Regions from separate parts of the Mus musculus genome. Here region 1 is linked to region 2. Evidence: chromatin loops called from intact Hi-C (ENCODE). Cell type or tissue: heart. All regions are shown on one strand.

Region 1 (5,000 bases), 290 kb after region 2:
ATTGCTAGGCTTATAGGCACACTATGACACAGCCAGCTTTATATTTGCGCACTGGGAATCAGATCAGCTCAGACTCAGGTCTTCATACTGAGTGGCAAGTACTTCAGAGACTGAATCACCCTGCCCCGGGCCCAATTTACAAAATCTTTATATAAAACAAATCCTCAATCACTAGTTTACCATTTATAGAAACTTGAATTTTTTTTTAAAGCAACTTGCTTAGTTTAAAACAGAAAACACCCTGAATTCTATCTGGTGTACATTAGTGAGGAAAGAGTCCCTCACAGCATTTTCTGATTAGGGCTTTTGCCTTGAGGCCTTAACATTTTTTCTTTGGGCCTTAATTATTTCCATATTCCAGTATGTATTGTTTTGGTCATATTGGAATTATCCCTTATTAGCTGGTTTTTTTTCAATTTACCTCCCAGGGATCTCAGGCAAGAAATACAAATATTTTCATAAGATTCTTTGAGGGAGTAAAATTAATAGTTTTGAGAATGAAAATATGGTGACCTGTCTCCTAAGGATTGGAAGACTTTATTAAGATAGCAAGATATTCTTCCCCAGGGTAAAGGTTTTTGTATTTTTTTCAAAGGGCTTAATGGAAATATGGAAAGAGTAAGCGGGAATTTAATACCATGAAGTTGTAAACAGCCCCTGAAATTCAGTCTGTTTTAGAACACACATAACAAGTTCATTCTCAGAGATTTGAGACGTCTCCGCTCTCTTCCCAAGGCTGTCAGAATCATTGTAACAGTGACACAGAAAGGTCCCTGTGTGGGGACACGGCATGGCAGTTTCCATGAATGGGACTATTTTCTGTGCCTCAAAGTGGGTGGGCATCCTGTAGGGTGCCTTCTTGAGTTCCTTAATTCAAAGTCTACTTGTCCTGAAGTGAGGAAGGACGCTGCAGGGAGACTCAGCCATTCCCAAATGATTGTGCCTCCGTAGCACAAGGGACCCAGCAGAGACGCACACAGAGAACCTCTGGAGGGACAGGGCTCATTGGGGGGTTGGGTGTTTCCTCAGTCCTAATCAGCCTTCAGAGATATAATGAGACCCACACGGAAATTACAACATTTTCCCAAGTACTCAGATCAGGAAGAAAACAAAAATCTGTCGGAAATGTGTGGCCGGCCAAGTCTGAACACAGACTTGATTAGTTGGGGGCTTTCCTAGGGAAGCAGAGAAGGTAGAGTCCAGTGCTGTGAGCGTGTCTCCACAGAGATCCTCTGTGCCATATTTTTTCTGTTCCTTGCTGTTACACTAATGTGAAGGCTTTTCAGATGCATCTTAATGTAGACGGTGTCTCCCAGTAGCCTGTCTGGCTGATTCCTTCCTGTCATTTAGAGGATAAAGGTAAGACTGAGGGTGGAGAAATCTAGTCATTTTAGCCTGATGTGTGACCCTGGGGCTATGTCCTTGTCCTTAAAGACCTCCTGGTTTAGCCCAGGGCTGGTGAGCTGGGGTGTCACTGTGGCAAACGGATCACCATGGAGACATACGAGGGAAGAATGAACTCCCCCCAGCTGAGGAAGGCATCCCAGACCTGTGACAAACAAATTGGGCTGTGAAGATTTTGCCAGAGGATGGCAGGCAGAGATAAGCATAGGCAGATGAAGAGGGGTGGGAGCTCTGAGTGTGATCAGGAAGCAGTGGTTTGGAGAGACTTGGACAGGAGGTGTAGTGAGGCAGGTGAAGTCAGTTGTGACTGTCCTGAGTACCATGTGCCTGCTCCACCCTCTCCCCTGTGCACATACATGTCTGTGTAAATATGTGTACTGCTGACGCCTGAACTGTTGACTGATAGCAAAGTCTCCGGCAAACATTCCGCTACTGCTGGGACAGCTTAGGTCCATGGTGGTGATGGTGCTTAGCATGTCCGTGTGGGGTTTCTGGGAAAGCTTTGGGTGTGAGACTCAGGCTTTGTAACTGGTGGTTGGTGAGTGATCTGTGTGGCTGTGGGTGCTTCCTTGAAGGCATGACCATGAAGGTGGTCAATATTACATATGAACTATCATAGTGTCCATTTTCCGTGTGATTTCTATCTCTCCAAGTCTCAGCTGTTTGGTATTTTGTTAGTATTCATCTATATTTAAAGATCTACATTTAAAAAAATTCATGTGTATGTATATCTCCTTGCATGAGTTTATACATACCAAAGCGTAAAAGGACTGGAGGAAGCTGTTAGGGCCCATGAGACTGGAATTACAAGCTGCCGTGAACCACCTGATACAGGTGCTAGGAACCGAACCGGAGTCCTCTGCAAGAGCAGTGCTCTGTGCACTTTTAATGGCAGAGCCATCTCTCCAGCCCCACATTTAGCTATGTTTAATAGCACATAGGATTAACTGCTGATTTTTCTTAATTCCTTGACAGTAGCTGCCTCTCACTCACGCTGGATGTCGGGCCATTGGCCATGCTCTTAGAATCTCATAGGCATGGACTGAGGGAAGTAACAGAACCATACACCAACATCCAAGCTTCCTCATACTTCACTGCACAGCTGAGCCCCTTTCCTCAAGCGCCACATCCTTCCATATCTGACAAAATAGCTAACTACCTAGGGCTAGAAACTCGATGTGTGGTGTCCAGGCTGTGGGGCCATTGCTCAGAATGATGAGGAGCAGGAGTTGGACCTCCCAGTCTCTTTTCAGATCCTCTGAGGATGGTAGATCAAGTCCCATCATCCCACACTTGGGCTGACGGAACTCCTGCTGCACAGTTGAAACCACCCATAAAGTCTGCGGATCTAGCCCAGTGGCAGAGGGCTTGCTTAGCATACGCTACTCCCCCAGGCTCTGTCCGAGAACCACAACAAACAAAACACTGCACACAAGATTTTGCCTTTGTCCAGTCTCACAAAGGCTCTTAAGAGGCTGCTCTGGAACAAGGAGACACCTTGCTCATTTCCTAGCCCCAGCCAGTGCACTCAGGGCTTCCCCTCTCGGGAGTCCCTGCTTCCTTTGTAACATTTGTAGAGTGTACCGCCCTCCCCCCACTCCGCCCCCTGGAATTCCCCGTTCCTCTCTAGATTCACTTTTATTCCAGATTTTGAAATTGCAATTTGGGATATGTTTCCATGATGATTGCACAACATAAAAAGACTTAATATTTTACACCAAGAATAAATACATGAGAAAATGCCTTGAGCAGTTGAGTAATGTGACCACTGACTCCTGCGTCTTTCAGTGAATCACTGTCAGTTACTGAATGAATGAGAATAGTTCATTGTAATAAATTGCTCCAGCAGCCAGATGAGACGAGGTCCCTCCTCTGTACCGTTCTCAGTCATTCTCTCCAATATAAGAGTGAGCGCCAAGGTAAACAGGATACTTCCTCAGCCTTGGGTTTGGCACCCAATAATTCAGTGTGCTTTTTGGCTGAGTACAGACAGCCTCCTCCGTGCACAGGGACATGGCCCTTGAATTTGAGGTAACTTCCCTTCAGTGTTCTGGTCTTGAGTGCTCTTACAATAACAACCCCAGATCTTGGTTTGATGTAGTCCTCTACCATGGTCATTATTTCTTCCAACAGCATGTTGGTTATTGAAAAGAACCAATCGAGAAACCTGGTTCTGAGGATGGGCAAGAATTTTGTTATTTTTTTTTTATATTAGGAGGCAAAAATGTATGGGAGATCCAGGCTGGCAGAAAACAGGCTGATAAGAAATCCAGTGGTCCCTAGTGGCTGGCGAGCCACTTTGTCATTGGGTTCCTGTTCTGCTGTTGGTTGTACGATTGTCACTGTATTTTTAAACTTAGAAATTTAACCACAGTGAATTTTAATATCCATTGCCTAAGAACCAATACTTCTATCTGTATTCTGACATATTCTACCTAAAAGAAAAGGCCTTGAATCTTTGTGGATTCAAATTTAGGAATATTTTTCTTCATTATCCGAGTATCCAAGAGAGCTGTGGTGATCTGGATGGAGAATCCCAGTTGAAGATTTGCCAGATTCTGGGTCTCCTCCTTGAGCTAGAAGTACTTTAGATACATGAGTGATTTTGAAGATGTTTCATAAGAGACCAAGACCAAGCCAGCTAAACTAGAATGGCTCTAAAAGTCTAGAATTCCTGACCAAGCTTTTCAAAATGGTGTTCCAGGGAGATGTTTTCTCTGCTTCTATAAGCATATCTGTTAATGACTGAACAGAGTGGCAGGCTTAATTTTTTTGTTATTATTGCAGGACTGTGCAGAGAATTCAGCATGTATGCGGTGGCTCTTTAAAGGTCATATACAGGACTCAGTTTTTGTCCTGAGATCCCTTTGGTCTTAGAGGGACATTGGCCACATCCCCGTAACTCATGTCATTTGGACACAGTTGGGGAATGCTGCCATGGATTGATTTAAAATGGCCACAGAGTCTTTTCCAGCTCTTCCTGTCTCCCACTAGTTCGTCTTATGTCTCTCACACTTGAGTCTGGGGCCCTCCTTGTGACTTCATGGATACGATGTGACACAAGTGTTGTATGAATTTCAGAGTCTCACTCTTTTTTTTTTTGGGGGGGGGGGGTTCAAGACAGGGTTTCTCTGTATAGCCCTGGCTGTCCTGGAACTCACTTTGTAGACCAGGCTGGCCTCGAACTCAGAAATCCGCCTGCCTCTGCCTCCCGAGTGCTGGGATTAAAGGTGTGTGCCACCACGGCCGGCTCCAGAGTCTCACTCTTAATGGCATTGGGACCTCTACTTCTGCCCTCTTGAACTGTAGCTGAGACCTACATTTCTCTTGAAAAAGAAGTTGGCCTAGCCTCAGGATGAGGTATATCTACGAACAGAACACCCTTGAATACAGGGTTGAGGCTTCCGTGACCAGGCTAGCACGGTGAGCCTACCTGAACCCCCACCAACGGCTCTGAAACCAGACAGAAGGGAAAAAGAATACCATTCAAAAATCTTATGTGGTACTTTCTAGAATTCTCTGGTTTTAAACTAGATTTCTAAACAAGGGATTTTCCAGAACTCTAAGTCTAGTGAATAGTTAACCAGAACATAATA
Region 2 (5,000 bases):
TAAAGTGGCACCGATACTCCCAGAGCCTTCTAGGTAATTCTCCATGCTACTGTTGGAACATTTTTCTAGAAAAATTTAGGTTTTCAGACAGTTGGGTTTTATTTCTCATTTTAATGTGATGACATTGTTTTTGAAATAATCATTGGACTGCTGTGGTTAGGAGGGATTTCCCCTCCCCCCTTTATCTCCCCGTGTCTGTCTCTATAGTCTCTCCCTCCCACCCTGTCTCTCTCTATCTCTCTCTTTCCTGTAGTCCAGGCTGGCCTCAAACTCATTATGTAGTCTAGGATGCCTTTTAACATATGATCCTCCTGCCTCCATGTCTCAAGAACTCAGATTACAGGCTTGTTCCGTCAAGCCTAGCTGGACATTACACATGTTTAAAATATGCATTTTAGTTATGTGTATATGTGTATCCTAGTTAGGATTCTTATTGCTGCGGTAAAGCACAATGTCCAAAAGCAAATTGACTTCCACATCACTGTTCATCATCAAAGGAAGTCCGGACAGGAACTCGAACAGCGCAAGAACTTGGGGCAGGAGCTTATACAGAGGACGCGGAAGGGTGTTGCTTACTGGCTTGCTTCTCATGGCTTGCTCAATCCGCTTTCTTATAGACCCCAGGACTCCCAGCCAGGAGATGGCACCACCCACAATGCACTGCCTCTCCCTACCCTCATCAGTCACTGAGAAAAGCCTTACAGTTGGATCTTAGGGAGGCATTTTCAAAATTGAGGTTCCCTCCCTTCAGATGACTCTGGCTTGTGTAAGTTGATATAAGGGAGCCAGCACAGTGTATGTCTTTGTGTTTGTGTTTCTGTACATGAGTCCAGTGTCTGCGGTGCAGGAAAAAGATGGCGACTCCCCTAGAGTTAGGATTACAGACTGTTGTGAGCTGCCCAGTGTGCAGAGAATTGAGTGTGGATCCTGCAGAAGAGCATCACGTGCTCTTACACGCTGAGTCATCTCTCCAGCCCTGGATGTTATAGTTTTTTTTTTTAAAGAAATATTTTCCAGCCTATTCTTTTGCTTGCCAGAAGTTTTCACATTGTTTTCTGTGTTTCAAAAGCTTCTTTCTACAGTGAACATTTAGGCTTAGCTTGTATTGCCATGGAGTTATGAGTACCTGTTAGTTCAGGGATGTACTGTGATGTACAGACATGAGCTAAAATGGAGAGATGGTCACTGATAAAACCCTTGTTTCTTTTCTTCTTCCGAGCTGGTTTATTTTCTATTAAACCTCCCAGATGCTGTTTTGTTACTTTAGAATAGGAAATCTATATTATCTTTTTAAAAATCCCTCTTAAACAAGTGGGGTTTTCCCAAAAATTTCTCTAGCCAGAGGGAACTCTTCATTAAACAGAGCACTTTCTGGAAGGAGAGCGTATGAGCTTATGTCAGGAATTAAGTGATGGAGAAGGGGAAAATGTCGCCTGGCCTTAGGTGCAGAAACTGACCCAGAAGCCTTGGCCAAGTGGCGAGAGTTGACAGAGAGCCAATCGTGGTGCTTCTGACCCGTGCCTTGGCAGGAACCTCTCTGCTACCTTTAGACTTCAGAGCATCTCTAACTGGTTGGATCTTTGTCAAGAGCTTGGTCCGAGGTGGTTTCTTTTCTTTTCTTTTTATTTCTTTTCTCTTGATTTAATATAAAGCACTCACAAATTCTTTCAAGAACAACACACAGCTTTGTTTAGCTCCCTCAAGCCCTTTCACCTCTGTCAAGTTGCACCAGGAAATTTAAGGTCTAGCCAGAGGCCCCCAAAGAGTTAAAAAAAAAAAAAACCAAAACCCTCAACCATCCTGCAGAGTAGGAGAAATTGATGTCAAAAACAGATGTGCTGCTGTGGGCCTTGCTGAATTCATAAGTCAGGATAAAGCCAGTATGTATGCATGCATCTTAAAAAAAAAAATCTTGGCCAGAATTATAGAGAAATGGAAGGTCTCCTCTGCGATTCCTCTTCAGGCCTTGCTGGCCAGGAGCCCTGGTGAAGGGCTCCCGGGAGACAGGTGGCCCTGACAACTCCTAACCATTAAGTCAGAACGCCCTCTAATCCCTTGTTTTCCTTGTTGGTGTTCTGCAGGGCCGAGCTCCCTGCACAGAGCCTGCCCGTTTTCATTGGCTTTGGGGATTGTTATTGGAGTGGCTGACAGCTGTCTGCCAGGCTGTCTGAAACTGCCTTCCTGTGCTCTCCACACTGCTCCACTTCACAGCGCTATTGTTCCTGTCCAGCCTTTTCTTAAAATCTTTCCCAGCTGTATCCTGATATGGCAAACCACCTAAATTAGCTCCAGATTGTTCTGTTTATTTTATGTTAGATAAGTGATAGACTATAGTCCCAGCAGCGGGCCAAATGGAGGGTGGAAATGGGGGCAGGGTGTTGGAGGGGGTCAGAAGACGCTCGATTTTTTACTGCACAGGGAGAGTTCCAGACAAAACTCTGAAATGGCGCATGCGTGACAGAGCCACTAGTCCTGCCATTCATACGTGACCCAGAGTGGTTGGCAAGCATAAACTTTGGATCTGAACAGCAGAAAAGAGAAATCAGAACCCCAACACAAAGCCTTACTAGACAGAAGCAAAAATATCTATCCTGGGGAAAACACATAGGATCTGTCAGGTTGGTTTCTATGCCAGCTACCACACTTGACTTTCCTGTCAACAGAGACCCCTCTCACTTGCCAGTGAAAGGCTCTGTGGGTTCAAACCTGTCCCCAGTCCTTTAATCTCCCTGTATGCTCGGCATTTGAAAACATTTGCTTCCTGTGCCTGAATTTAAAGCTAGAAACCCACAGCAATTGACTCGCCATCATAACTGCTTTCCATACAGCTGCAAGTGAAAATTCACAATAGATTTGGCCTCTTCTGCTCCTCTTGGCCATCTGTGCAACTGCTTAACTGTGGCCTCTCCCCTGTGGGGCCAACTTCTAGCAGGGCCTCTCCACAGAGACCTTCCAAATGCTTAACAAAAAAGTGTTTTTTAACTATAACTAGATTCTCTCCCAGGATGAAGACTTCATATCTGTAGGGTTAAACCCAGATATAATATAACTAGATTCTCTCCTAGGATGAAGACTTTATGATCTGTTGGGCAAACCCAGATACAATATAAGAAATGAACGTCCAAAGCTTGACTCAGCTGAAGCAACGCTAGCAGCCACTGAGTGCTTGTCTCTGGTAACTCAAGACTCCCTAGTGAAGATAGCCATGACTCACTTCAGAGCTGGGCCACTCCTCCCCATGCTGAGCCAAAGTCCTTGAAACCCTTTCTGCCATGTGCAAAGACAGGGAGGAGAGCAGGGTCAGGAGTAATAAAAAAAAAAAAATGCCCCTAGGAACTGCCTCTCACTTTCCTTTTAGGAAAATAATCTCACTGTATAATTTTTTTAAATGACAAAACCAACTGGAGAAAAATAATTACCTTGTCAAGGTCTCTTGGCCCCAGTGGATATGCCTTTGGTCTCTATGAAGGTCCAGTATGGAGCTGCCTGGCCTGCATGTTACCCCAGCTCTCAGCGCTGGATCTTTCTATGTAGCCTTGTTGGCTTTTGATTGTGTACAGCCATGCATTTGTCCCTGGGCCAGGCTTCTCCTAGTTGTGTTCATGGAAAGGAGACTGAACCTGTCTCCCCTTGCCACAACACTAACAGCCTAGGAGGCCTTTAATCAGGGCCTAGCAAACCAATTTTTTTTCTTTAATTCTTACCTTATACCATGCACCTCATTACACTTTTGTTTTCATTCATTCCTAGACTTTAAAAACAGAGGCAAACAGCTCATGTGCCCTTGGCCTGTTCTCATTCAAACCATGGTACAGCTATCTCCAGCTAGCTAAGATGGAGTAAACAAGTCAAGGCTTCCTCACTGTGGCAGATAAAAATGAGAAGCAGAAAGCAGACTGTCTGAGACTTCATAGGGCAAATGGTAAATGAGTGGACTCTGGGTTTTATTAATTCTTGTGACGGGGTAAGCTCTGTGTGTTTGTTTTCTCTCCTCTGTCTTTCAGGTCTGACACATGAAACATGAAGTAGGCACTGATAGTATTCTTTTGAAGAAATCCCTACTTCTAATAGTGAGTGAAGAAATCAATAATCTGAAAAACATGAGGAACTCACCTCACATTTCTCTTCTCCAGTATTCTCTGCTCTGTGTTCTATGCCCTGTGCTCTGTGTTCTGTGTTCTCTGTTCTGTGCTCTGCACTCTGTGTTCTGTGCTGTGTACTGTGTGCTCTGTTTGCTCTGTGTTCTGTGCTCTGTGTTCTGTGTTCTGTGCTGTGTGCTCTGTGTTCTGTGCTTTGTGCTCTGTGCTCTGTGTTCTGTGTTCTGTGCTGTGTGCTCTGTGTTCTGTGCTGTGTGCTCTGTTTGCTCTGTGTTGTGTGCTCTGTGTTCTGTGTTCTGTGCTCTGTGTTCTGTGCTGTGTGCTCTGTGTTCTGTGCTGTGTGCTCTGTGTTCTGTGCTGTGTGTTCTGTGTTCTGTGCTCTGTGTTCTGTGCTGTGTGCTCTGTGCTCTTTGCTCTGTGCTCTGTGTTCTGTGCTGTGTGCTCTGTGGTCTGTGTGCTCTGTTTGCTCTGTGTTCTGTGCTCTGTGTTCTGTGCTGTGTGCTCTGTGTTCTGTGCTGTGTGCTTGTGTTCTGTGCTCTGTGTTCTGTGCTGTGTGCTCTGTGTTCTGTGTTCTATTTGCTCTGTGCTCTGTTCTGTGCTGTTTGCTCCGTGCTTTGTGTTCTGTGCTGTGTGCTCTGTGCCCTTTGCTCTGTGCTCTGTGTTCTGTGCTGTGTGCTCTGTGCTCTGTGTGCTCTGTTTGCTCTGTGTTCTGTGCTCTGTGTTCTGTGCTGTGTGTTCTGTGCTGTGTGTTTGTGTTCTGTGCTGTGTGCTCTGTGTTCTGTGCTGTGTACTGTGTGCTCTGTTTGCTCTGTGTTCTGTGCTCTGTGTTCGGTGCGGTGCTCGGTGTTCGGTGTTCTGTGCGGGGGGCTCGGTGTTCTGTGCGGGGGGCTTGTGTTCTGTGCT

Evidence for each region. Hi-C counts contacts between places; a loop is a spot of excess contacts. Peaks named below come from ENCODE experiments on the same cell type or tissue, not always from the same donor. Only the 100,000 strongest peaks of a DNase experiment are listed, where the experiment ranks them.
Region 1: it touches region 2 in a loop (4-fold over the local background); 5 of 42 quality-filtered maps call a loop at or near these places.

The regions. Positions count from the first base shown.
Region 1 is chr13:94,129,575-94,134,574 of GRCm38, forward strand. All of the region lies in intron 2 of Lhfpl2 (lipoma HMGIC fusion partner-like 2), which reads left to right. Among named protein-coding and RNA genes, the nearest start is that of Lhfpl2, 74 kb to the left of the region's middle. In heart, no CTCF peak of the experiment used is centred here; DNase peaks (open chromatin) are centred at 1,007, 2,947 and 3,347; H3K27ac peaks cover 337 bases.
Region 2 is chr13:93,837,132-93,842,131 of GRCm38, forward strand. All of the region lies in intron 4 of Arsb (arylsulfatase B), which reads left to right. Among named protein-coding and RNA genes, the nearest start is that of Mir5624, 49 kb to the left of the region's middle. In heart, no CTCF peak of the experiment used is centred here; DNase peaks (open chromatin) are centred at 2,250 and 3,220; H3K4me3 peaks cover 332 bases; H3K27ac peaks cover 2,960 bases.